Linked DNA regions of Homo sapiens: regions 2, 3 and 4 are each linked to region 1. A link is a loop called in an ENCODE intact Hi-C map of the cell type or tissue named here. Cell type or tissue: dorsolateral prefrontal cortex. All regions are shown on one strand. Each heading gives the region's core, and the rest is flanking DNA. Links, peaks and the distances in the headings are about the cores only. Region 1 overlaps RNF220 (ring finger protein 220). Region 2 overlaps RNF220 (ring finger protein 220). Region 3 holds the start of RNF220 (ring finger protein 220). Region 4 overlaps DMAP1 (DNA methyltransferase 1 associated protein 1).

Region 1 (7,686 bases), core at 2,595-5,094:
ACAAGCCACAATTTCCTGTCTAAATATTGAGGGGGCAACAACATGGTCTATAAGTCCTCCCGGCTCTGAAATGCCCGCAGAAAGAAGGCCCATGGGAGGCCCCACTCACCTTTAGAGCCTGGACCCTCTCACTCCTCTGTCCTCCTCCTCCTCCAGCCATACTAGTCCTGCTGGGCTGCCTCTGGGCCTTTGTCTTAATTTTCACTCCACTCTTCCTTCTCTTGCCATCTGACACTCCAGACTTCTCTCCTCCAGGAAGCCCTCTCCACCTCCGAGCCCTGACCTCCTCCTCCTCCTCCTTACTCCTCACTTCATCCTCACAGTGGTATCTTAGGTGCTCAAGCCGTCCCCCATCCTGTGAGCTTCTGAGCCTGGGCCTCACTCCTTACTCCACACCCCCAGAGGACTGGCCCACAATCTTTGAGGGTGTTCCAGGACTAAGTTTGGAAAAGGACATGATAAAAATGAAAGGAATGAGAGAAGAAGGAAGGGAGAAACAGACCAACAGACAGAGAGAGAGAGGGCGAGGGAAGGCTCTGCCTCAAGCCAACCCAGCCTCAGTCGTGGTATACTTCCCCGAATTCCTTCCCGCAGCACCACTCTGTGCTTAGAACCAAGAGCTAGGAGAGCAAGGGAGCCTGGGACTGGCACTTTTCAGCTAGGGGGAGCTGGTGGTGGCAGGGCAGAGAGGCCCATTGCGCAGCTGGTAACAGGCTGTGCCTGGCCAGGCCTCCCAGCTGCCCCTCTGTCTCAGGCCCTTATTGCACACAACATCCAGCCCAGCCCCCTACGCAGCTGCCTTCCTCATGACACAGCCCTGTGTTGTCCTGTTGGCCACTGACCACTGTGCCTGGGGAAGGGCCAGGCCTTCCTGGGAGGAGGAACTCGAGAGCCTGTGGGCTCCCAGGTTGGCAGCCCCCGCCCTCTGCACTCCCAGGCCCATACCTGCTCTGTGATTCCCCGCTTGGGGCAGGAAGGCATGCTGAGAGCCACTCTGCAAGTCCCTGTGCTTCAGGTGGTACACGCTCCTCTCATTCATTTGTTAAAGCAAGGTGGGGGTGAGTATTATCATCCTCAGTCTCTAGGTGGGGAAAAGAAGACTCGGATGGGTTACAGCAGTTGCCCAAAGACACATGGCTAGCCATGCTTCCAGGTGCTTTCAAGACCAGGTCTCCCCGAGGCCAAAGCTCATGTTCTGCCCTCCCAGCTCTTTGCCTAACTCCTGTTCCCTATGACAGCCCAGCCCTGGCCCTCGCATTCTGCCTACAATGGAGCCACCAGGATAGGACGCAGGGAGTGGGAGTAGAGGGGGATGCCATGTGGAGAGAAATGAGGATATAAGCTTGAGGAGAGAGGAAGGAGTTTTTGATGGGGGGGATGGGCCCAGAGCTGCCATGGTGTCTCTACAGCTCTCTCTTTTGGTCACAGAAGCCCAGCAGGCAGACACAGAACAGATCCAGGAGCAGACCATACCCAATCTTCTCTCCCAACACAGGCCCAAGCCTGAGCCAGCCCACAGGGACCCACCAGTTTGTTTGGCAAAGCCCTTTTCCCTGTTCCATCCCATGCCCTAGACCCGCAGAGGGCAGCAAGAGATGAGACCCACTGTCCTATCACAGTCCTGATAAGGATTTCTTTGACCAGATGTTTTCAGTGTAGGAGTCAGAACACAGCATCGGACTATTAGGAGCCCAAAGTTTCATTTTTAAGCTTTCGACCAACATGACCTCAGGCAACTTTTACCTTTCCCTATCTAAAGAAATTTTTCATATCTAAAGTGCTAAATATCACAAGATATCAATAATAATAACAGGCCAGGGTGGTGCCTCATGTCTGTAATCCCAGCATTTTGGGAGGCCAAGGCAAGAGGATCGCTTGAGCCCAAGAGTTGAAGACCAGCCTGGGCAACATAGTGAGAGCCTGTTTCTACAAAAAATAAAAACTACCTGGGCATGGTGGCACAGGCCTGTATCCCAGCTCCTCAGGAGGCTGAGGTAAGATGATCATCTGAGCTCAAGAGTTCGAGGGTTCAGTGAGCTAGGATCGCCACTGCACCAGCCTGGGTGACAGAGTGAGACCCTGTCTCAAAAAAATTTTTAAATGATATAAAATAAAATAATTGCACTCTTAAAAATCACAAAATATGAGACTTAAAAGGGATAAACTCTTGGCCGGGCATGGTGGCTCACGCCTATAATCCCAGCACTTTGGGAGGCCAAGGCGTGGGTGGATCATTTGAGGTCAGGAGTTCAAGACCAGCCTGGCCAACATGGTGAAACCCTGACTCTACTAAAAATACAAAAATTAGCCGGGCATGGTGGTGGGCACCTGTAATCCCAGCTACTTGGGAGGCTGAGGCAGGAGAATCGCTTGAGCCTGGGAGGCGGAGGTTGCAGTGAGCTGAGATGGCACCACTGTACTCCAGCCTGGGTGACAGAGTGAGACCCCATCTCAAAAGAAAAAAAAAAAAGGGATAAACTCTTATAGTCCAGCTTGAATAACAACCTACCACCCCTGCAGGAATCCGCTTCTGCACTACCCAGAAGGGCCAGGCAGTGGACAGAAAAAGAAAAGTGAAAGGCCCCCAAGAGAAACTTTGATTTGAAAAGAAAAGCCCTGGAGGGCGCTTTGCCTCCCCCCCTCCCTCCTTGTTACTTCATTCCCTCCTCCTCCTTTCACTCCCTCCATCCTACCCCCTTCACCTGCACTTGGGACTGGGCTAATGGACATGCTTCCTCCCAGCCTTCCCCACGTCCCAGGAAGTGGAGCCCATCGGGCAGAGCAGAGCCGTACGGGGTAAGGCAGAGACAGAACTTTCCCCAACAGAAATGGCCTTGCAGGGAGAGTCTGGGAGAGCAGGGAGAGCCTGTTCTCAACTAGACTGCCAAATTGCTCTTTTCCTTTGTCTGGAGCAATGCCTGAGCTCCCTTGCTGAGTTCTGTAAGAGCCTGATCCAGGCATGTGTCCCCAGACCCTATTGCCCCACCGCCCTGGCTCAGGCTGGTATCCAGAAGAAGGTATGGCAGAGGACCAGGAAGGTTATCAGAGAGGCTAAGGGGGCATTCGGTCTTGGGACAGGACTGAAGCAATCAATAGCCCATTGGGAACTGGGGTTAATTTGGGGAATTTGGATTGGATTGGATTGAAGTTTAGGACTTGGGCTAGGAGGTAGGGCTGGGTTGGTTCAAAGTACTGGAGTTAGGTTTAGGTTCAGAGCTTCTCTAGAAACTGCCCAACTCATGCTGGTCTAGCTAAGCCCATCTCCAAAAAAAGAGGGGGCTCTACCCTTGGCCTCTGATTCGGGGCTTTATTTAAAGACATAGGAGTGAGGGTGAAGATTGGCTTTGGAAGACAGCAGAGCCAGTGCCTCCCCACTATGGAGCCGTTTAGTTAGGACCTTGCCACTCAAAGAGCATCCACAGACCCGCAGCACTGGTCTCACCTAGGAGCTTGGTAGAAATGCAAAATCTAGGATCCACTCTAGAGCTGCTGAATCAGAATCTGCGTTTTAGATTAACCTCCAAGTGTTCCATGGACACTTAAAGAAAGTGTGAGAAGCCTGGTGAAGGCTCTGAGTGAAGGAAGGCCCGAGGTAGGGGTGGGAGGCCAAAGGGCACCCAACACCTCGGCCGGCTCCGGGGCCCCTGCCTAACACCCCCTCCCAGTGCTGGAGCCACAGCGACACCTACTGGCCACGGACACCTAGGCCACCCCCTCCAGGACGCCCGGGCCCTGTGGTCCATCTGGCCCAGCCAGTCCTGCACCCTGAAGCTGGCATTCCTGAGTTCTGGGAATCTGGCTCCCCGGGACAGACTAGGGGAGCAGGTACAGGATGGGCCAGGGCTCAGTGCACAGCAGGGTTGTGTGCAGGCTGGGGCTCTGGGGCCTCAGTGTGAAGAAGACAGGATCAGTAAGCAGGTGTTTTCTCAGGGACATGATGCTCAGATCACATCCCCAGCCCTGGCATTCTCTCCAGACTCAGCAATACTGAGCACGTGTTTGTCTGCTCTCTTCACTGAAACCCTCAGCCAGAATGGACAGGGTACAGCTTTCCATTCCAACCAGCATCAAGCAGATGCCCTGTGAGGAACAGAGATTTTTATTTTACTTTTTATTTTATTATTTTATTTTTATTTATTTTTTATTTTTTGAGATGGAGTCTCGCTCTGTCGCCCAGGCTGGAGTGCAGTGGCGCAATCTCAGCTCACTGCAAGCTCCACCTCCCGGGTTCACGCCATCCTCCCACCTCAGCCTCCCGAGTAGCTGGGACTACAGGCGCCCGCCACCACGCCCGGCTAATTTTTTTGTATTTTTAGTAGAGACGGGGTTTTGCCGTGTTAGCCAGGATGGTCTCGATCTCCTGACCTCATGATCCGCCCATCTCAGCCTCCCAAAGTGCTGGGATTACGGGCGTGCGCCGCCATGCCTGGCCGATGAGCAAAGATTTTTGAACCTATGTCTAAATGACTCTTCTGGAAATGGACTTTTAGGAAGGACAACAACTAAAAAGCAACTCAAGGAAGGGGAGCAGGTAGGATATTTCTGGGATATTTCCACTGTAGTGGTTTCTGGAGACTCCCATGAAAGAATTCTAAGTCAAAAGGGGAGACTGAGGCCAAAGGGCAGAGAAGTAAAAAGACAGAGAAGGGGCTGGGTGCGGTGGCTCATGCCTGTAATCCCAGCACTTTGGGAGGCTGAGGCAGGTGGATCACCTGAGGTCAGGAGTCAGAGACCAGCCTGGCCAATATGGTGAAACCCTGTCTCTACTAAAAATACAATAATTAGCTGGGTGTGGTGGCAGGTACCTGTAATCCCAGCTACTCGGGAGGCTGAGGCAGGAGAATCACTTGAACTCGAGAGGCGGAGGTGGCAGTGAGCCCTCGTGCCATTGCACTCCAACCTGGGGGACAAGAGCAAGATTCTGTCTCCAAAAAAAAAAAAATAGTACAGTGCTTTGCACAGAGTAAGCATTTGATTAGTGTTACCACTTCCCTCAGTCACAAAAAAAATAAATAAAGGAAAAACGATAGGGAAGGAAGCCGACCCACTTCCAAGGCAAGGCTCAGCTGACCCATCCCAAGGGACCTGGCTGGCCCAGGGAGGAGAGAAGGGCCTCTTTCTAGGCAGCAGTGAGCCTCCCCTCCCATCATTCCCAAATGCCAGTTATTGCTGGATCCCTTCCCTCTAGTCCGCTCTCAACTATGAGGAGTTTGCCCAAGAACTAAATGAATGTGATTGCCCACCAGTGTTTGCCATTAGTGGTGATTAGTTAAAACATCAGAGTCTAAACAGTCAATTGGTTCTAATAATTAATACTATGGCTCAGCTGTGATTGAGAGAGAACAAGCGAGTGGGAGAGAGGAAGGGAGGAGGATAAGGGACATGGAAAAAGAAGAGAGAAAGGGATTGGCAGAGGAGCTGCAGCTCTGTAGCTACCATTTCCTGACCCACATGCCAGATGCTGTGCTATAGAGTGCATCCAGCTCCAAATTCTGTGCTCTTTCGAGACATTTTATGTAAGTTATACCACCAAGGTATCCTAATCACCCTGTTAGGCAAGTATAATTATTATCTTCTTTTTATAGGTAAGACAAAGGAGGCACAGGAAGGTAAAAGCTAGCAGATGCTCCGTAATAATTTGGTGAATGAATGGATAAATAAATGAATGAAGTAGCCAGAAGTGAAATTCAAACCCAGGTTAGCATGGCTCCAAAAACTTTGGGGGGAAAAGGGGCAAGGAGGGGAGAATTTGAAGAGACAAAGGAAAACAAGACAGAAAACGTACATCCTTCTCTGTCTCAACATACATACACGCCCTTCTCTCTCTCTCTCTCATGCACACACACACACACACACACACACACACACACACACACACACGAACCTCCCTCACCTCCCTCTCTCACGCTGTGCCCCTCCCTCCCATCCACACCTCTCACGTTCTTTTCATACACAACATGTCTGTTATGCACCCCTTTCTCTCATCTCCCCTCACACACCCACTCTTGCACACACACCGTTTCTCACGAATGTCTCCCAGATGGCTCCGGCACACACGCACCTCTCTGTCTCATAGAAGCCTCTCACATGCACATATTCACCCCTCTCTCAGCCACACTTTTTTATTTCTCCTTGCACACTTCTTGGTCTTTCTCACTCTTACATGGACCTCTTTCTCTCATGTACACGCCTCCTCTTCCCGGCGCCCTTGTCTGTCTTCCTCAGTGCGCTATCTCCAGTCTCAAAGACAGTTTGGGAAATGAAATAAACATACACCCGTCTACCTCCTTCACATACAACCCCCCACTGTCTCCTCACACCCCACCCCACCCACCTCTCTCTCTCTCTCTCTCTCGTTCTCTCTCGAACACAGGTGTACACTTTGGGACATATCCTGAAACCAGCCCCCTCATGCCCCCTGCCCGCCCCCTCCAAGAGTCAGGCCTCCAGATGTGCTCTCTCTGGCTAGGCTTGCTAATCTTTGAACTGTCCCCAGATCTTGAATGGTCATGTGGACTTTCCTGCCTGGTGATGGGGAGGGGGAAACAGGGAGGGGGCTAAGCCCAGAGTCCTCAGTTATTCTGGAGCAGGTTCAGCTCCTCCCCACCCCTCCCCAGGTCATGAGCAGCAGCAGGAGCTGCAAGCGAGCAAGATGGCTGTGTGTGTATTGCTATTAATCACCCCTCCTGGTCCGCTAACGAGGCTAATGCGGTAAGTGACAATAGCCCATCTTGGTTCCTGATTTAGGGGCTCAGGACGGAAGCTGGGCTCCTGGGAGTGAAGACGTGAATTCTCCACGACACTAAACCTTCAAATAAATCTCCTCCAGTCAGAGAAGCCCAGGGCACTAAATCCCACACGCCGGTAATTGAAACCCTTAGAGCTTTCTTGGGTAGGGAAATTGCTGAGTGAGAGAGAGAAAGCGTGCAGCCCAGGGGTTCCGGGTGGGGCTTGGGCCCACAGAGAGGCCTGCCGAGGGCTCTGGGATAGGGGAGCTGCTGGGGACCCTCTAGGAGCACGTGACTGGCCATATGTCCTGGTGTGCATGTCTGTCAGTGTTTCTAGGCATGGGATTTTGCTGTCTGGTTATGTTCACATGGTCACTGGTCACCCATTTCCCACCAGGTCTATGACCACTTGATATTTTGGTAAGGAGAGCAGTTCTGGAGCTTCTGTATTTCGAGAGCTTCTACCCTTTGACACCCTTAGGGCCTCTGACTCTCACTGACCATGAAGCAAGGCTTCATTTAAGCAAAAGAAGGTTTCGGCATTGCCTCAATTGCCTTCCTTCCCCTATCCCCACCTCTCTCACCCTCACACTTCCCCCACCCCATCTCTCTTTTTTTCCAGACATTCTCCTGCAGGCCTTTCACTCCCATTCACTTAGTCCCTGAATCATTTAACAGTTACTAATACCCACCCTATGCCAGACTGTATGCCTAGGGTCTTGAGTGTTCCAGGATGAATCAGAGAATCTCTCTGCCCTCAAGAAGCTCAGCATCAGCTACTCTGGGCACACTGCCTACGGGGTAGCCCTGCTCCACAAGGAGCAGTAAAAAAATTAAATAAATAAATAAAACAAAGAGCTCAGAATCTCCCAGACAAGACAGATAAATAAATAATTGCAATATTATATGATGTATGCAATAATCGACATATAGACATATGTGGAACATAGCATGAAAA
Region 2 (7,686 bases), core at 1,974-4,473, 63 kb before region 1:
CTATTGGTAAAAGCATACATTTGTATAACCTTTCTAGAAGCAATTTTGTAATGTGTAGCAAAATCCTTAAAATATTCATATCCTTTATTTTAGTAATTCCCTTCTTGGAATTTATTCTAAGAAAATAATTAGATATGTGGTCAAAGATTTATGCATAAGGATCATCATTTCAGTATTATTTATAGCAGAGAAAATCTGAGAACAACCTAATGTTCCACAACAATAAAATGGTTAAATAAGTTATAGTATAATCATATGATAAAATATTGTTCAGCCATTTAAAAACATATATTTGAAGAATATTTCAGCAGAGATCCTAAAATAATGTTAAGTAAAACTATGCATGGGAAAAAAAAAAGGAATTACACACACACACACACACAAACACACACACACACATATTTTTAGACAGAGTCTCGCTATGTCACCCAGGATGGAGTGCTGCAGTGGCACGATCCTGGCTCACTGCAGCCTCCACCTCCCAGGTTCCAGTGATTCTCCTGCCTCAGCCACTCGAGTAGCTGGAACTACAGGCAAGTGCCACCACACCCAGTTACTTTTTGTATTTTCTAGTAGAGATGGAGTCTCACTATGTTGTCCAGGCTGGTCTCGAACTCCTGGCCTCAAGTAATCCACCTGCCTGGGCCTCCCAAAGTGCTGGGATTACAGGCGTGAGCCACCATGCCTGGCCAGATATTTATTTATATTTTAAAAAGGAGATTTATTTGAAAAACATAAAAGCACGACAGAACACTTCATAGGCCACTTTACACAATAAAATAAGCAACAATAGGCTGGTAATAGTGCTATAATCCCAGCATTTTGGGAGGCCAAGGTGGGCGGATTGCCTGAGCTCAGGAGTTCGAGATCAGCCTTGGCAATATGGCAAAACCCCATCTCTACTAAAAATACAAAAAAAATTAGCAGGGCATGGTGGTGGGCGCCTCTACTCCCAGCTATTTGGGAGGCTGAGGCAGGAGAATCGCTTGAACCAGGGAGGTGGAGGTTGCAGTAAGCCAAGATCGTGCCACTGCACTCCAGCCTGGGTGACAGAGTGAGACTCTTATCTCAAAAAAAAAAAAATTAAAATTAAATAATAAAAAATAAGCAACAACATACTTTTTTTGTGAGTATAAACGTTTAGGTATACTAACAAAAGTTGCATGAGTATAGCATTTATGATCAGACGAACCATATTCATAAAGAAATAGGTCAAAGAGGGAAATGTATAAACACATTTCACTATAGTTGGTAATTGTGTGCCATCAGCTTTATAATTGTGGTTATCTGAAATACCATGATGAACAACCTAAGTCTTTTGACAAGATGGAGCAAAAACTACAATGGGTTACCACTGTGGGTCACCACCACATATGCAGTCACCCAAAGAGCAGAGATCTCAAGAAATTTTGTCTTTCACAAATGCAGATGTACAAAAAGGACATCTCGTCATTTACTGAGGAAGTTTCAACATTTTTACGTAGATGCGCAATGCTGATACACAAAATCAACATTGTGATAATGCACTTTCATGGAGTCAAATCTGCAAAAAAAAAAAAAAAAGCATAAAAAGAATTACAACTCTCTTAAAAGTCTCTACACAATTTATACCTCCAGTATTGGAAATGATGCAAAGATGAAATACGTAGCACAGCAAATTATAGCAAATAATGCTGACAATTTAAAATAGTGAAAGAACTGGTCACGCACAGTGGCTCACTCCTGTAATCCCAGCACTTTGGGAGTCTAGGTGGGCAGATCATGAGGTCAGGAGTTCAAGACCAGCCTGACCAACGTGGTAAAACCCTGTCTCTACTAAAAATACAAAATTAGCCAGGCATGGTGGTGCACTCCTGTAATCCCAGCTATTTGGGAAGCTGAGGCAGGAGAATCATTTGAACCCAGGAGGCAGAGGTTGCAGTGAGCCGAGATTGCGCCATTGCACTCCAGCCTGGGTGACAGGGTGAGACTCCGTCTTAAATAAATAATAAAATAAAATAAAATAATGAAAGAAAACTAACCTGTGATTGTGATCTTGGAGATTTTGGACATTAGAGATTTACGTTTAGGGATTTTGATCTTTTGGGATGTCAACATTTAGAATTATGGCATTCAGGATTGTGTCTTTCAGAATTATGATCCAAACCCTTTTAAAACACAGGTGTGACTGGGCTGCTCTTTGTAGATTCCTCCCTTGCTTCCTGTAATCCTCAAGGTAAATCCGGGGTCCTCCAGAAGTTTCACTAAGTGCTTCACAATCCAGCCCAAACTATTTCTTCTGTCCCATTTCTCATGCAGCTCATCTTCCCCTAAACTTTGTCTGCTTTTCCATGATTCCATGGCTTTGCAGGTCTTGTCCTTTCTACCTGTTGTCCTGTTATTTCCCTTTTCCATCTAGGAAGATTATTTATTCAAAACTCAGCTCCAGTATCATCTCCCTGGTGGACTCACTCCGTTCCAAGCATTTAGTTGCTCTCTCTGATGTGTGTCCAAAGCTCTTTGCCAGTTAACCCCATTAGACTGTAAGAGCACAGAGGCCAAAGTCTTTTCCTTATTTTTGCTTATTTTCTCAGCAGCTAGCACAATGCCTGGCAGGTAGTGGGTGTTTGAGGAATATCAGATCAGTTATTAAATTGAAGATTTCTGACTTTTCCCTTCCCCTGTGATGAGAGAGAACAGGAGAAAGACAGCCCCCAAAGCCATGACACTTTGGGGTCAGAAGAGCCCTTCAAGATGATCTGGTCTCTTCTTCCATGTTTGAATTCCCTCCATTAGGACCAATTATCATCCAATCACTGCTTGAATACCTCTTATGAGGGGGAGCTCATTATTCTTCAAAGCAGTACTCTGATTGTTAGAAAATACTTTCTTAAAATGAGCCTAAACTAGCTTTAACTTTCACCAACTGTTCTTGGTTTGGCTCATAGGGGACATACAAGAATCAGCTTCCTCTGCCTGTGTCACCCCTCTCTAAGCCTCCTCTTTCTGCCCCCCTTTTTTCTAAGGTGCTGAGTCTCACTCCCCCTTCTACTGTACTGCTTTATCCCTCTAAAGTCAGTGCAGATGACCTCTCTCTCAATTAATACTCTACTGCTGATGATTCATAATGATGTTTTACATATGTACGCTCTTTATGGTTTACAACGGGCCTTCACATACATTTATTATTATTTTGAGCTCACAAAGAATGGTGCCCAGACCTGCCCTGTCCAAGGTGGCCAAACCAGGACACAGCAGGGTGAGCCTGTCACCACTTTATGAATGCGGCTGGAAGTCACATTAGCTGCTGACTCATACTGACCTTATCAACTAAAACCCCTACCTTGTCTCATTGCTGAGTCATGTCTCTTTCATCCTGTCCTTATGCTGTTTTTTTAGATAGAAATTCAGACTCTTACATTTATTGTTATCCTTACTTCTACTATTTATTGAGTCCCCACTATATACCAGAGGTGGACACTTCAGACATATGTGTATTTTGGCATCTTTTATCACGTGGTTTATTCCTTATTAAAACTGTGGGTGAGCATTATGAGCTCATTTTGCAGGTGGGAAAGCTGAAGTTAAGAAAGGGAAGCAACTTTTGCAAAGTTGAATAGCTTATAAGAGGCCGAATTGTTTTATGACTTCAAAGCCTTGCTTTGTTCTGTTTTGTTTGAATTATAACAGTGTGCCTTTCAAAGGGGAAGGAGGAGCAGAACAGTAGGACTTGAGTGCTTGTTGTATGACTGATGCAGTGATAGGAGCATTGCCTTCATTATCTCCGTTAAGCCCCACAGCAATCTTATGAAAAACACCAGTCATCTATTTGCTATCCACCTGTGTCTCCTGCAAATGGGAACAGCTCAAAGCAGAAGGGTATACTGAGGCTTTCTGCTGAATGGTCCTGCCCCTGAAGACCTTCTTGTCACAGCAGGGGAGGAAGAGGGGAGCTCCAGCTCCCTAGGGGAAGTCGGTGCAGCTGCGTTGCTCTGTAGGATTGAGCCACTGAGTCCCTGGACCTGGTCAGTCCCTGCTTGCACCTTTAAAGACCAGACTAAAAGGAAGGAGGAAATAGATGGCAATAAAATGGTGGACTTCCAATGTCACAGACATGAGGGTTTGCCCCCTCTCTTTGGTCTTGGAAAGAACTGCCCAGCTTTGAGTCCTAAAGGGGAGAGTAAACGAAAGTCTGCTGAAGGCTCTAGGTCAGCATACTGGTGTGAGTTTAAAGCTTTAAGTCCAGGCTGGGCATGGTGGCTCACGCCTGTAATCCCAGCACTTTGGGAGACCAAAGTGGGAGGGTCACTTGAGCCCAGGAGTTTGAGATCAGCCTGGGCAACATAGTGAGACCTCATCTCTAAAAAATATCAGAAAAATGAGCTGAGCATAGTGGTGCATGCCTGTAGTCCTAGCTACTTGGGAGGCTGAGGCAGGAGGATTGCTTGAGCCTAGGAGGGCTGCAGTGAGCCCTGATGGCACCACTGAACTCCAGCCTGGGCAACAGAGTGAGACCCCGTCTCAGAAAAAATAAAAGAAAAAGAAATAAAGTTTTAGTCCAGGTTGGTTCTCCCAAACTATGGAATAGATAGAAACATGTATTAAGTACTTGCTTTCGGCCAGTACTTCATACTGAGTTGCAGGGACCACAAAGAATAAGACACCTGCCCTGAAGAGGTTCAAAAGCTATTGATTGACATGAGATAGAAGTACAGGGTGCTTCCAGCACATGAAGGGTCACCTAGATCAGACAAGGGATGGACTGTCAGAAAAGGCTTCTGCAGGAGATAGCACCTGACCCAAGTTAGGAGGAGTTGGCACTGGAAAAAAGTGGATAAGCATTCTAAGTAGAGGGATCAGAATGAGCAAAAGCAGAGAGGTAAAAGAAAGCATCCATTTTTAGGGGGAATTTGACCCAAGTCAGCATTGCAAGGACATAGAGGTAGGGCCTAGGAGATGAGCCCGAAGAAGGAGGTGGGTGCCACTTCATGGAAGATCAGCTGAAGAGTCTGAACTTGATTATTTTTATTGAGACAGACTCTTGCTCTGTTGCCCAGGCTAGAGTGCAGTGGCACAATCTCAACTTACTATACCTTGGCCTCCCGGGTCCAAGTGATTCTTGTGCCTTAGCCAACTGAGTAGCTGGGATTACAGGTATGTGCCACCATGCTTGGCTAATTTTGTTTACTTTTTGTGCATGGAGGTTGGGTTTCGCTATGTTGGCCAGGCTGGTCTCGAACTCCTGCGCTCAAGCAATCCTCCCGCCTCAGCCTCCCAAAGTGTTGGGATTACAGGTGTGAGCCATTGCACCTGGCCTGAGCTTGATTTTTTTTTTACATTTCTATTATTATTATTATTTTTAATTTTATTATTATTATACTTTAAGTTTTAGGGTACATGCGCACAGTGTGCAGGTTTGTTACATATGTATACATGTGCCATGTTGGTGTGCTGCACCCGTTAACTCGTCATTTAGCATTAGGTATATCTCCTAATGCTATCCCTCCCTTCTCCCTGAACTTGATTCTTTAGTCAATTCAAATTACGATTGCATCTAAATACCAAATATCACTTCTTCACTGCTGGACTTTGACAAAGCATTGGCATTTAATCTGGTTTGGAGATGTTAATGGCCTTTCAGCCCATTGTTCTTTCCTTAGATTTGGGGATTATCAAGTATCAGAATGAGGTGGTCATTCCTTTATCATCACTGCCATCATCATCATCATGGTTGCCATCATAATAGCCGAATTATGAAACCTAGAATTGTATATGGAAGAGAAAGGTGATCCTCCAGTTCGTTAACCTCAAGTCTGTGATACATCAAAGCACACCCATTAGAAAATAGTCAAATCATTACGTCTCTAGTCATTTGTTATCTGATACGGACAGACATTTAAAGATTGGAGAGAACTAAAACAACAAAGAACATACCTGGAACAGAAATTTACTAAATGTTTTTAAGCTCTTCAAGTGGAGATGCTATTTAGAGCGGGAAAGGGGGAGCTATTGAGTTGTCCAGACTCGTTGTGACCAGGGAGCAAGTTACTGCTAATCTCCGTAGGAGGAGTAAAGCTTTCTGGCTTCATCGGGGGTAGGGGCTGGGAACTGGGGGAACAACTTCATTACATTTCCTTCTGTGTGAGGAGGGGCTTCAGGAGGCAGCTTCTTCTTTTTTTTTTTTTTTTTTTTTTTGAGACAGAGTCTCACTCGGTCACCCAGGCTGGAGTGCAGTGGCACGATTTCAGCTCACCGCAACCTCTGCCTCCCTGGGTTCAGCGATTCTCCTGTCTCACCCTCCCAAGTGGCTGGGATTATAGGCACATGTCACCATGCCCAGCTGATTTTTGTATTTTTAGTAGAAACGGGGTTTCACCATATTGGCCAGGCTGGTCTCGAACTCCTGACCTTGTGATCCGCCCACCTTGGCCTCCCAAAGTGCTGCGATTACAGGCATGAGCCACCGTGCCCGGCCAGGAGGCAGCTTCTTCTGAGAAATTTGTGAGAACTCCCACTGATGTTCCTTGCCTTGTTTACTATTAGGGTTCTTTGAGAGGAGCCCAGAGCCCAGGCCAGATGTGTTCACAATTTGAATTTAGTTTGTGAATTAGCACATCCACTATGGATCTCTAAAGGAAATGTGGCTGTTCATGTTAGTCTTTGAAGTTAATGTGTATTTCCTAATACCCACATCAGTCCTTCGATACACCAGCACAGCACAGGCAAAGTGGGACTGACCCGCCATCCTTCTGCGCAGCTCCTGGGTGACTACTGAAGCTGATGTCTACTTAGTAGAGGTCTGGGAGATTGTATGGGGCCTGGCTGGGACTTCTGGTCAGCGAGCAGACCTTTGAAGAATTGGCTTCTTCAAACCTGTGGCCCATTCCCAACAGTGAGGCTGCTGGGAGCTGGCTACGTGCTGTGGGTCCAGGCAGTTCAAGAGGCCTTCCTAGAATATATGAGAACTCTGCAAATTTTCCTTCAGCCTGGGGAGCGGTGAGAAAGGATGAAGTGTAACAGGGCCCTGAAACCTCATCCCAACTCGCTATTAAGCAAGGGTGCTCTTTTCTAATCTAATAGAGTAAAACTGAGAAAGGGGTCTTCTCTACTTCCCAATTCCAGGGCCTTCCTGCATTCGCTGGTGATGATGGAGTAGGGTGACCTTAGGAGGTGTGACTTGGGCCCTACAGGCTGTCTGGGAAAGTCAGAGCTTCCCTCCATACTCCTCCCAGAACACTGAGTGGGTGGCTGTGTTGTGAGAGTCCCTTGAGAGCCCAGAGGCAGAAACGAACTCTTTGCAAGAACGACGCATCTCCAGAACATCTTCTCAGAACAAGGCTGCCTTCACTAGAGCTCATTCAGTAAGTGCTTTAGGAATAAGGCAGTGGGGGTGAAACATTGCTTTGAACTGGGCTACCTGAACAGCAAGCTTGGAAGCCTGGAGAGCAGCAAGTGGTGCAGATTTACAAGACCTCATTAAACAGTCCGTGGGATTGATACAGGCCTTTATACTTGGAGGTTCTGGGCTGTCCAGCAGGCTGTGGGCCCTGTGTCCCCAGGGCCCTGGAACATGGGCCTGCAGCCTTTCTCAGCTCTCACCCTTGTCGCTTTCCTCTGGGGCTGCGGAGCTGGGGAAGGACGGATCTCTTTGCTTCACTCTCATGAAATGGCGCATCAGTAAGTGCTACTTAAGAAAACACATGGTCT
Region 3 (7,686 bases), core at 2,934-5,433, 190 kb before region 1:
TCTGCATCACCTCTGTTCTTATATAAAGTGATATCTCCTTTACTTCTCATCTTCAGGGAATGATGTGTTACACAAAAGTATATTTTCCAGACAACTGAAATTTACTTCTTAAAGTATCAAAATCTTCTGTTTAAATCATTTTGGTAGGAATTTATTTTTCTATATTTTCACACGTGTGCTTACTCTCATAAGTAAAATATACTAAGTGTAATGTGTTCCTTGATGACCTATCCCCAAAAGTATCAGGATATGTTTGGTTGGAATTCATGACATCCGCTGGGAGCACTGATGGGATAGGGCTTTTTGCCTTCACACCAAATAACCCTATTTTGTTGTAGTTTTTGAGTTATGGTGCTTGCTTCTTATAGTTCGGTCACCATTTCTCATTGTCAGTGTTCTTGCTCTAACAACACTACCCTTTGCTCTTTTTATATACGTTTTAACGGATATTAAAATTACAAAACTAATATATGTTCACTGAAAACAAACAGAAGTCTATGGAGTAAAAAGTCAAAGTCCTCCCTTCATTCCTGTCTAACCCCCCACCCTGTCACGTCCACACTTTCACTCCCTAGCCATAACCATTGTTAACGGTTTAATGTATCCCTACAGGCCTTTTTCTGTCAATGTGTGTGTACACGTATACGGACAAATATCAAATCATATTGTACATACTGTTGTATGACTTGCTTTTCTCACTCGACAGTATATAATAGGTATCCTTCTATGTCAATACATCCTAGTCTATATCATTCTTTTTAATGGCTGCCCCCTTTTAATTTGACAATCTTAATCAGCTGTGAATGGGAAAGCCAAATAATCAAGCTTATTAGAATTGTACCTAAGAAAGAATAAATCGGCTCTGAATGAAGGCTTGTGTAATTCTCCTAGGAGGGAAATGTGTTAACTTTAGTGCATGGACTTTGTAATGTTTATTTTGGCTATTCTGGGACCCTTTTTGCTTATTTCCTGCTTCATTGTGTTTTGGATAGCTGAGGTTGCTGGACATATGACCTGTGAATTAGTGAGGTATTACATATTCAATTTTGCATTACATAATTTTGCTCTGATTTTATGAGGGATTTGCATTTAATTTATTCGTTTAGATTGCTGTTATAGACAGTGATTAATTCTAGTTTCTGAGTACTTGCATCGTAGTGAGGACCACTGCATGTGGTAACAGCTAAAAATATTTGGCTTGATGATTGAACAGGCCTTCTTATCTGTATCATCTATCTGTGAGAATGTGCACTGGATCTACGGGAACTCTCTAAGTTAGTCTGAGGGAGCCTTTTACTACTGATAAACATTAAAGTACTGACAACATCTTTTGCTATAAATAATAAAATCTTATTTAGGATTTATATAGAGTCTTCCTTCTGCCTTCATCCACCATACTAAAATGGCTAAATCCTGTTGATTCTACCTTTTAGATCTCACTGTAATGTGTCCCCTCCTCTCCACTCACTCTGCCCCAGTACCTTGGTTCAGGCCCTACTTCATCTCAACTGAATTACTTGAGATAGACTTTTTGATTGGCCTCCCTGCCTCTTGTCTAACCTCCACCTTGTCCACCCAGGAACTAGTGCTTGTTTTAAAACAGAAATCCTACCCTGTCACACCCCTAAAACCCTCTAGGGGTTTCTCATCATCTGTAGGATAACATCCACTTTCCTTAGCTTAGTATACAAAGCCTTTTGTGATTTGGCCCACTTCTCCTGCCTATCTCTTGCTGCTCAATGTTTCATATTTCAATTTTGAGGGAAATCAGTGGCTTATAATTCCTTTAACACACCAGGCAAGAGAGTTCTCGATAAATGCTTGTTAAATGAATGAATGAAATACCTTATGTAGCTAGGGTGACCATTCAATCTGCTTGGCCCAGGATGGCCCTTGTTGACATTTGTCATCCCAGTGTAATTATTAAAAGTGTCCCTTTTTTATCATCAAACTTGTCTCAGTTAGATCAATAAATTCTAAGGTCATCCTTATTACAGTGGTTATCAAATTGATTTCTAACTCTTTCTTTGTCTCCTCTACTAGATGGTGAGCTCTTTGAGGACAGGAGTTCATTTTTATATCCTCGTTTATTCATTCAACTAAGAGACTGATGCTGTAAGGTGCTTAGGGTATGATGTAGAATGCAACAAACATGGTTCTTGACTTCATGAAGTTTACAATCCAGCAGGAAATAATAATTTAGTGGAAAGAATAGAGCCTAACATAATAAATGCTGGTGTATGAATGAATGATTAAACATGGATTAGAAGTTCCTCAACAGGCCAGGCGTGGTGGCTCACCCCTGTAATCCCAGCACTTTGGGAGACCGAGACAAGCGGATCACTTGGGGTCAGGAGTTTGAGACCAGCCTGGCCAACATGGTGAAACCGTATTTCTACTAAAAATTATTTGGGCATGGAGGGGCATGCCTGTAATCCCAGCTACTTGGGAGGCTGAGGTAGGAGAATCGCTTGAACTCGGGGCGGAGGTTGCAGTAAGCCAAGATCACACCACTGCACTCCAGCCTGGGCGAGAGAGTGAGATTCCATGTCAAAAAAAATAAATAAATAAAAATAAAGTTCCTCAACAAATAATCCTGATATCACGAATTATAGAAATAGTTGTAAATGTAGAACTCTAAGTGATCAAATTAACAATTTATTTAGAGTTGCCAATTAAAATTTTAAAATACCAACAGCACACATATACATAAACATACTTAATATTTAGATGCTACCTTAATGTTAAACATAAGTAAAAAGGACAATGAAATAATAGCAAGAATGAGATTTTGAGTCTCATTCTTTTTAGACAATTTATAATCCTATGTGGTTCTCTGTAAAGTGGATTATCAGTGTGTACTCCATTTCTCCCCACCCTCCCTTTTTTTTTTCCAGATGAGAAATCTGAGGTTTTAGACACTTAACTACAAAACAAAAGAATGACTTTTTTTTTTTTTTTTTTTTTTGTCACCCAGGCTGGAGTGCAATGGTGTGATCTCGGCTCACTGCAACTTCCGCCTCCCGGGTTCAAGCGATTCTCCTGCCTTGGCCTCCTGAGTAGCTGGGATTACAGGCGCATGCCACCACGCCCGGCTACTTTTTGTATTTTTAGTAGAGACAGGGTTTCACCATGTTTGTCAGGCTGGTCTTGAACTCCTGACCTCTTGTTCCGCCCGCCTCGGCCTCCCAAAGTGTTGGCATTGCAGGCGTGAGCCACCGCGCCCGGCCAGGAATGACTTCTTAAACCAGGATTTGATTTTGGTTGAACTTTGCTTTCAGAACTAGAACTACCTGCTATCCAAGACTTGTTAACCACGTTTTCATGGGCAAATTACAAAACCCTTTCAACCCCAGTTTCCTCTTCTATAAACTAGTGGTAATATTATTATCTCCAGAATTAATCTTAGGAGTAAATGAAATTATGTAAAGGCATTTAGTCTCATAACCGGGCTCCTAGAAAGCACTCAGGAATGTTAGTTCTCTATCCATTTCCCCTGTTTATCTTTGTGTTTGATGAATTATAGGATGATATGAAATGATCTGAAATGAACTGTAATATAAACATCAATAAAACACCAATAAAAAATTTTATTCTCACATCTGGATGCTATACTAGGCCTTCACCTCCTCCAAAAGTTACAGTTTTATTAATATTCATTTATTATTTATTATTATAGTCAAAGACCCAGAGAAGCATTCCAGGAACAAAGCAGCAGGTAAGATTTTTCTGGGAAAAGACAGAGATTTTGAGGGACCCAGGATTTGGGGGTCATTTAAGCAGCAGTGGATGTCAGTCTTCAAGCTTTGCCCATTTACTCTTGGTCCCTTTTGGTTCAGGAAAGGAAGAACAACAAGCACGAAACCATTCACTGAGACCTTTGCGGGTGGGGGAGGAGGGATGTAAACAAAAGCCAACGCTCTCTTTAGTTCACAATGGCTCGCGACCCCAAGACTTCCAAGCTCTTTGGTGAGGGCCAGCAGGTCTGTTCTCCAGGAGTGCCCTGGGTCTGGACTTCATTTCCCAGAGTCCCTTAGTGCCCTAATGTATTCAGTGCTCAGAGTGCCTGTATGTGTGTGAGTGTGAGAGAATGTGTGCGTGCGTGTGTGTGTGCGCGCGTGTGTGTGTCTCCGAGTCCCTGGGAGAGTGGAGGCTCATTCACTGATTAGATCCAGCGCTGAGAGGCAGCACTGCTCCTTCTCTCACGCCAACTGAGTCTCTTGATCTGTACATGCAATCCCAGGCAGCTCGCGAACACAAACCCGGGGCCAGCCGCCTACTGCTGCTGCTGCTGCTGCCGCTGCCGCCGCCGCCGCCGCCGCTGCCTCCGCCGGCTCTGCGAACCCGGGACTTTTCATGCACCACACTCTCCGCCTGCTTCCCTCCGTGTCCTGAAAAGTGCGACCGTTCTCCCAAGGAATTTCCACGGCAAGTATGGAGATCAGAAAGGGGTGTGGACGTGTGTGCGTACCCAAGAGGGGTGGGTGCGAGGGCGGCCGGCTTGTTCAGGAACCTGGCTAACTTTCCGGGTCCGTTTCCTAGGGATTCGGGCGGTTCCCTCTGGACGGGGGCAGGGACTGGGACTCGGACTGGCGCGTCTTGGATCATCGCGACGGAGCCTCTCGGCATCGGCGCCCTGCGCGCTCCGTGCGCTGCCTCGCTCAAACTTTCCGTCTTGAGTTTTCCTTAATGTGTTTTATTTGGGGAGGGGGGGAGGTGCAAGGGGGAGGGACCAGACGCGGGAATTGGACAAGTTGGGAGGGTGAGGGCACTGCAAGGGAAGGGAGCAGGACTTCTTTTCTCCGTCTCTTAATAAGCCCCATTCCCACTTTGTTCGGGTCGATATCGAGAATGCCTTCTCGCCGGGCTCTCTGGTGCACCCCCCGGTGATTTCCGGGCTCCCCTATGTACCCCGCGTTGATTTCCGGCGAGGCCAGGGCTGGGTGGTACTCAGTGGGGAGCCCGAGGCGGCGGGCGGATGGAGAAGGGGCGAGCCGAATGAGAAACTACCCCGACAGCCTCCACCCCACACACAGCCGGCTCCGCGGGATACCCGGGGAGTGGCTGTTTAGCCCTGGACCCCGGGTGCTCGGCTGACTTTTTCCTAGCGGGGGCGGGTGTGAAGGGTGTGGAGGGAGGGAGGTGGGGTAGGATGGATGGATCCTCTGCGGGCAGGAAGGAGGCAGGTGCTAGCATAGAGGCGGACCGTTCTAAACGCCACCGGTAAACTCCCCACTCCTCTGGGCTGGACCGGCCTGGCCGTAGAGTAGCCCGACACGTGGGATCTCCCGGGATTTTCGGGGTCGGGACCCCCTCTCCCAGCGGTTCTACTGAGCAAGGCGGGAGGACGATCGTGGAGACGAGGGCTACTTGACTACTCTACTTGTAGTTTTATTTTTATCTTAGACCTGCCTTAAACTGAGTAACAATTTCTCTTCTGACTTAAGAACAAAACTTTTCAGTGAGCACGCCGGTCGCTGCGGTCCTGCGGCCACTGCCGCCGCGCTTGTCAGCCCGGGCCGAGCGACCTTCTCTGCCCGGAACCCAGCCCCGCCACCGCACTCCGGAGCCTCCGGCCTCCCCCACCCCACCCCCGCCCCCCAACCCGGGGCTTTTCAGGGCTCGGCCTGGGCGTTTCGCCTTTGTGCTTTGTAAGAGAAAGCCTTTTCTTCCAGGGCACAACAAACTTGGGCGGAGAGCTTCCGTGTGGCCCCCCGGGCGAGGCCGCCCACGGTGGTGAGGCCATCCGAGGGGATGCCCGGTTCATCCCCCAGTCCAGGAGCCTCTCCGAGAGCTCGCGGCCCAGGTCGACCCCAGCTGGCGAGGGCGCGCAGGAGTCCCGAAGTAGCGGGGACTAGGGCAGCCAGGAGGCAGGGGGAAAGCTCTCGCTTCCCGTTAAGCACACCCTGCATTCTCGGGTCGTGGATGCAGCTCCAGCGGAGAGCCCGTGTTCCGGCCCTGAGCCAGGCGCGCGTCGCACTGGGTGGGTGCATGGGGCCCGGGCCATAGGTGTGGGGGCACAGCCCTACCTGGCCGGCCCGGGTCGTCTGGGGTCTGCGCCGGCCCACTGGCCCGGGAGCCGCCGAGGGGGAGAGCACCGCACTCGCTGCCCACGACGCCCAGCAGCCACATCTTGCCTCTCGCCTCCGCTCCGGACTCGGCTTGAGGGGCAAAGGGGAGAGAAAGGAAAAATAAAGAAAAAAAAGGGCGGCAGTGAGGAAGCAGCGAGGGGACTGGGGGGAGCAGAGTGGGCAGGGGGGCTTTGCCTTGCCTGGCCTCCTCTTTCCGTCTCGCGGGCTCTTCCTGCAAAGGGGAATGAGCAGAGGGGGGAAAGGCAGAAAGAGCGTCGAGGAAGAGCGGTGCTGGCGTCTTCCGTGCCGATCCCTCCTGGCCCGCAGAGACCCGGCAAAAGTGGCGTGAGTTCGCTTGCTGCGCTTCGAGGCAAGGCTGGGGAAGGCCGAGGACGGGGCGGCGCCGCGTCGCGCCGCTGGTGGCCGACAGGGCCGGGGCCGGGCGCGGAGCGAGCGGGGACACACACCTGTTCTGCGAGCCGCGCGGTGTGCGGCGGCCGGACGGCCGCGGTGCGGGCCGCAGAACCCTCCCTCCCGCACTGCGCATCCGCAGTCCAGGAGCTGGAAGGGCCCGGCAGCCCCGCGCCGGTCCGTATTTGCAGGAGAAGCGGGAGTGGAGGAGTCCGCGGCTGCCCGCTGAAGCGGTGGTGCGCGCGGCGGCGGGACCCGGGTGACCCCCGGGGCGGGGCTGCTCGGGGGCTGGAGGTCCTTGGACTTTGGTCGAAGGCTGGCAGCTCTGAGCCCCTGCCCCGCGGGCCCCGCGCGGCTGCGGACCAGGGGCCCTTGCACGTGTCGGTTCTTCCTGGACTGGCGCTTTGGTTGCCCAAAGTTGGGCGCAGATTGTTTCGTGCGGAGGTTGTTGGGACCCAGAGTATTCTATATACAAAGGCAACCGAGAGCCGGAGGGAGAGGTCGGGCCAAAGAGTAGTGGGCTCGGCTCCGCGTTGGGCCCAAGTTTATGTAGGTTTCGCCTTCACCTCTTCTTCCCCCGTTTTCCCTAAAAGAGTTGATTTTTTTTCCCAGTCGAGACTCTTCCGAGCTGAATAATGCACCCGCTCGCTGAGCCAGTATCCCGCGACCCCGCACTCTCGGACTGGCCCGGGCTGTCTCGGATTCGCACCCTTTGGCCAAGCTGGGCCTGAACCCGGGTCCAAATCTGGGACCATACCCGGCCATGCCTGAAACACAGGCGTCGGCCCTAGCCCGGGAACTGTGTTAGCCTTATGTTCCCTGAGCTCTCGCATATGGTGGTAAAATTTCTGTTAGAGCGGTGTTTCCAAATACCCCCTGGGCATTTGGTGTGCGGGAATTCTCTTCAAGCGAAGAAGTCTGTGAACTTAAAAAAAAAATTTTTTTCCTGCGTTCTTAACAACCCCCCACTACTCTGCCTCATTTCCCATTGTTCTTTGCTTTTTAAGTTCCTTGTTAATTTTTTTAAAAGTTTATTTATGCAAAGGAAAAATATCGTTTAATTTGTTCTATTATTTTAATTCCTGGCTTTTGGAAACGGTTCAGAGACCACAAAACTGTCACCTGTTGTAATAAGCAGAGGAGTGTTGTGTGTGCATTTTAATTGCCAGCAGAGCCGTAGTTTGGTGGGCGCCCTGAGCTCGGC
Region 4 (2,500 bases), core at 1-2,500, 380 kb before region 1:
CAGGCGTGAGCCACCGCACATGGCCCTGAGTTGTTGGTTTGTTTGTTTTTTAGTTAAATTGAATTAAAATGCATAGGAGAAATATGTAACCAAACCTGGGAAACCAGAGAGACTTCCCAGAGGAGATGATGCCTGAGAGCTCGAAAGGTTGAGAAAGTTACCTAGGTAGAAGGAATGTGGAAGTGGAAGGCATTTCAGGCAAGAGCAGAGGTCAAGGGGGAAGTCTGCTATGTTCTAGAAACTGCTAGTCATTTGGCTGCAGTTTAGGGTTCATGAGGGACAGTGGCTGCAGGAGGAGGCCAGGTCATTTATTTGTATGTTCATTAATTGATTTGGTAGACACTGATACATACAGTGTGCTGAGTCCTAAAGGTGCGAGATGAACTGGACAACCCTTGCTCTTCAGGAGTTTGTGAATTATCTAGAAGATGCTTTATCTTAGATGGAGAGCTTCTGAGGAGTTTAATAAGGGATAGTTGGGGGTAATGATAAGATATATATTCTAGAACACTAGGACAGTGTGTCTCAAATCATCTGTGGTGAAGGACATTTTTCTATTTTATTTCTAAACCATCAGAGACTGATAAAGATAATAAAATTATAAAGACAAAATACAAGTCCATGTTTCTTCATATTAGATTCAACAGCATACAATTGCTGTAAAATTGTTACGTAAGTTTTTCAGTGTGTACTCTCAGTTTCCATTCTCATCATAGACCAGGGGTAAGTGTAAACAGCACTGGTTTGCAGACTATCCTTTAAGTAGCACTGTTCAAAGAGATCACGTCTTAGCTGCAGATGGAGAATTGATTGGAAGCGGATTGAATGTGGGCAGAGATCAGTAGCGAGGCTATTTCTCTGATCCAGGCATGTGACAGTGGGTAGGCCGACGGAGAAGTGGCAATGGAGACAGAAATTTTGGAGGTAAAAGCCACAGATTTGGTGAAGGGGAGGAGTCAAGGGGAAAGATAGGAATTAAGATGCCTCCCAGGTTTCTGGCTTGAGCAGCTGGGTTGGGTGATGGTGATATTGACTGAAATCTGGACTGGAGAAGATAATGTTTGAGAGAGGGCCATGAGTTCAGTACTGAGCTAAGTTTGAGGTTCCTTGGGGCCTCCAGTAGGAGATGTCCAAAAGGCGACCAGTTTTGGAGCTGGTTGTGGTCTTTAACTGAGAAGAGAGACTTCCCTGATGTAGTCTAGCACTGACTCCTTCCTTGGGTCTCTGACAGACTCAGCTCGTGGTAGTGCTATTTGTCTCTGGGGGAGGTCTGTGGAAGAAGGGAGGAAGGGGCATTGGCAGGGCTGCGTATGTTGGTAGTAGGATTCAGGCCCAGCTTCTGTAGAGATGCCTGACCTTGGCAAACTCTGGGGGAGTGGCAAGTCCCACTGTGCCCACTGGGTGGCAGTAGTGCTTCAGATGAGTTGTATGGACTAGGGGTTGCTGGGCCTTTCTCCAGGTAATTAGCCATCTGTCCTACTCCAGAGTTGACCTTTGGACTCCACAGAAGCACTTACATGTGGGCCCCTCACCTTAACTATGGGGGCAGGAGTGTGTGTCCCATGACTGAGGCTCTGGAGCTGGAGACAGTGAAGTTGATCCTGGAATAAATCAGAGGCAGGCTACAGTCCCAAACCCTGCTAGGACCTCTAGTCAAGCAGACAAGTTCTTTCCTCACTCCATGCTGCAGGGGCACAGGCCCAGGGTCTGGCAACAAACAGGAGCAGCTGTGGTCACTGGGGCCTGGAGCCTGCTGGACATGACATCATGCGGGCATGCCCCTACTGTGTCCCTCTGTGCTAGTAGACTGTGCAGGTGCCTGTGTACTCGGAGCAGGAGTACCAGCTTTATCTCCACGATGATGCTTGGACTAAGGCAGAAACTGACCACCTCTTTGACCTCAGCCGCCGCTTTGACCTGCGTTTTGTTGTTATCCATGACCGGTATGACCACCAGCAGTTCAAGGTGAGCCATTGTGTATTTGCATGGGTGCCCAGCTTCTGGGTCTAGCAGGCCCTACTTTTATGCCATCTCTTCCACATGCCCCTGAATGTTCATTCCTCTACCCTGTCTTGCTCCTCAGAAGCGTTCTGTGGAAGACCTGAAGGAGCGGTACTACCACATCTGTGCTAAGCTTGCCAACGTGCGGGCTGTGCCAGGCACAGACCTTAAGATACCAGTATTTGATGCTGGGCACGAACGACGGCGGAAGGAACAGCTTGAGCGTCTCTACAACCGGACCCCAGAGCAGGTAAGCCCAAGGCCACATACCTGTCCTCCATGCCCCAAACCCCTTGCTCATTGTCTCCATCCTCCATCCCCTCAACTCCCACTCCCAGGTCCCCCTGCCTCCCACTGATACCTTATTAACTGCCCCAAGCCCATTCCTACTTCTCATGGGCCATCCCCCCTGCTTTTCATAGCCCTTCACCTCCCTCATGATCCATTACTTCTCAGATTCCCTCACAGACAGCCCAGCACCCTGTCACCTCCGTGTCTA

Evidence for each region. Peaks named below come from ENCODE experiments on the same cell type or tissue, not always from the same donor. Only the 100,000 strongest peaks of a DNase experiment are listed, where the experiment ranks them.
Region 2: a loop joins it to region 1, with 3 times the contacts of the local background. A loop is called at or near these places in 4 of 110 quality-filtered maps.
Region 3: a loop joins it to region 1, with 10 times the contacts of the local background. A loop is called at or near these places in 10 of 110 quality-filtered maps.
Region 4: a loop joins it to region 1, with 4 times the contacts of the local background. A loop is called at or near these places in 79 of 110 quality-filtered maps.

Annotation. Positions count from the first base shown.
Region 1 is chr1:44,591,632-44,599,317 of GRCh38, forward strand. The region is part of intron 2 of RNF220 (ring finger protein 220); the gene reads left to right. Among named protein-coding and RNA genes, the nearest start is that of MIR5584, 50 kb to the left of the region's middle. RefSeq lists a silencer at 3,612-3,783. In dorsolateral prefrontal cortex, for the core only: CTCF peaks have their summits at 3,698 (motif pointing left) and 3,905; a DNase peak (open chromatin) is centred at 3,680; H3K27ac peaks cover 2,500 bases.
Region 2 is chr1:44,528,985-44,536,670 of GRCh38, forward strand. All of the region lies in intron 2 of RNF220 (ring finger protein 220), which reads left to right. Among named protein-coding and RNA genes, the nearest start is that of MIR5584, 13 kb to the right of the region's middle. In dorsolateral prefrontal cortex, for the core only: no CTCF peak of the experiment used is centred there; no DNase peak of the experiment used is centred there; H3K4me3 peaks cover 344 bases; H3K27ac peaks cover 2,500 bases.
Region 3 is chr1:44,401,099-44,408,784 of GRCh38, forward strand. It overlaps RNF220 (ring finger protein 220), which reads left to right and starts at 4,157. Exons shown (of 15, transcript NM_018150.4): 1 at 4,157-4,432. RefSeq lists enhancers at 5,050-5,572, 7,339-7,686. In dorsolateral prefrontal cortex, for the core only: no CTCF peak of the experiment used is centred there; a DNase peak (open chromatin) is centred at 4,183; H3K4me3 peaks cover 1,766 bases; H3K27ac peaks cover 2,070 bases; H3K27me3 peaks cover 1,227 bases.
Region 4 is chr1:44,216,505-44,219,004 of GRCh38, forward strand. It overlaps DMAP1 (DNA methyltransferase 1 associated protein 1), which reads left to right. Exons shown (of 10, transcript NM_019100.5): 4 at 1,807-1,965; 5 at 2,084-2,251. Among named protein-coding and RNA genes, the nearest start is that of DMAP1, 4.3 kb to the left of the region's middle. In dorsolateral prefrontal cortex, for the core only: CTCF peaks have their summits at 1,396 (motif pointing right) and 1,601; a DNase peak (open chromatin) is centred at 1,387; H3K27ac peaks cover 2,189 bases.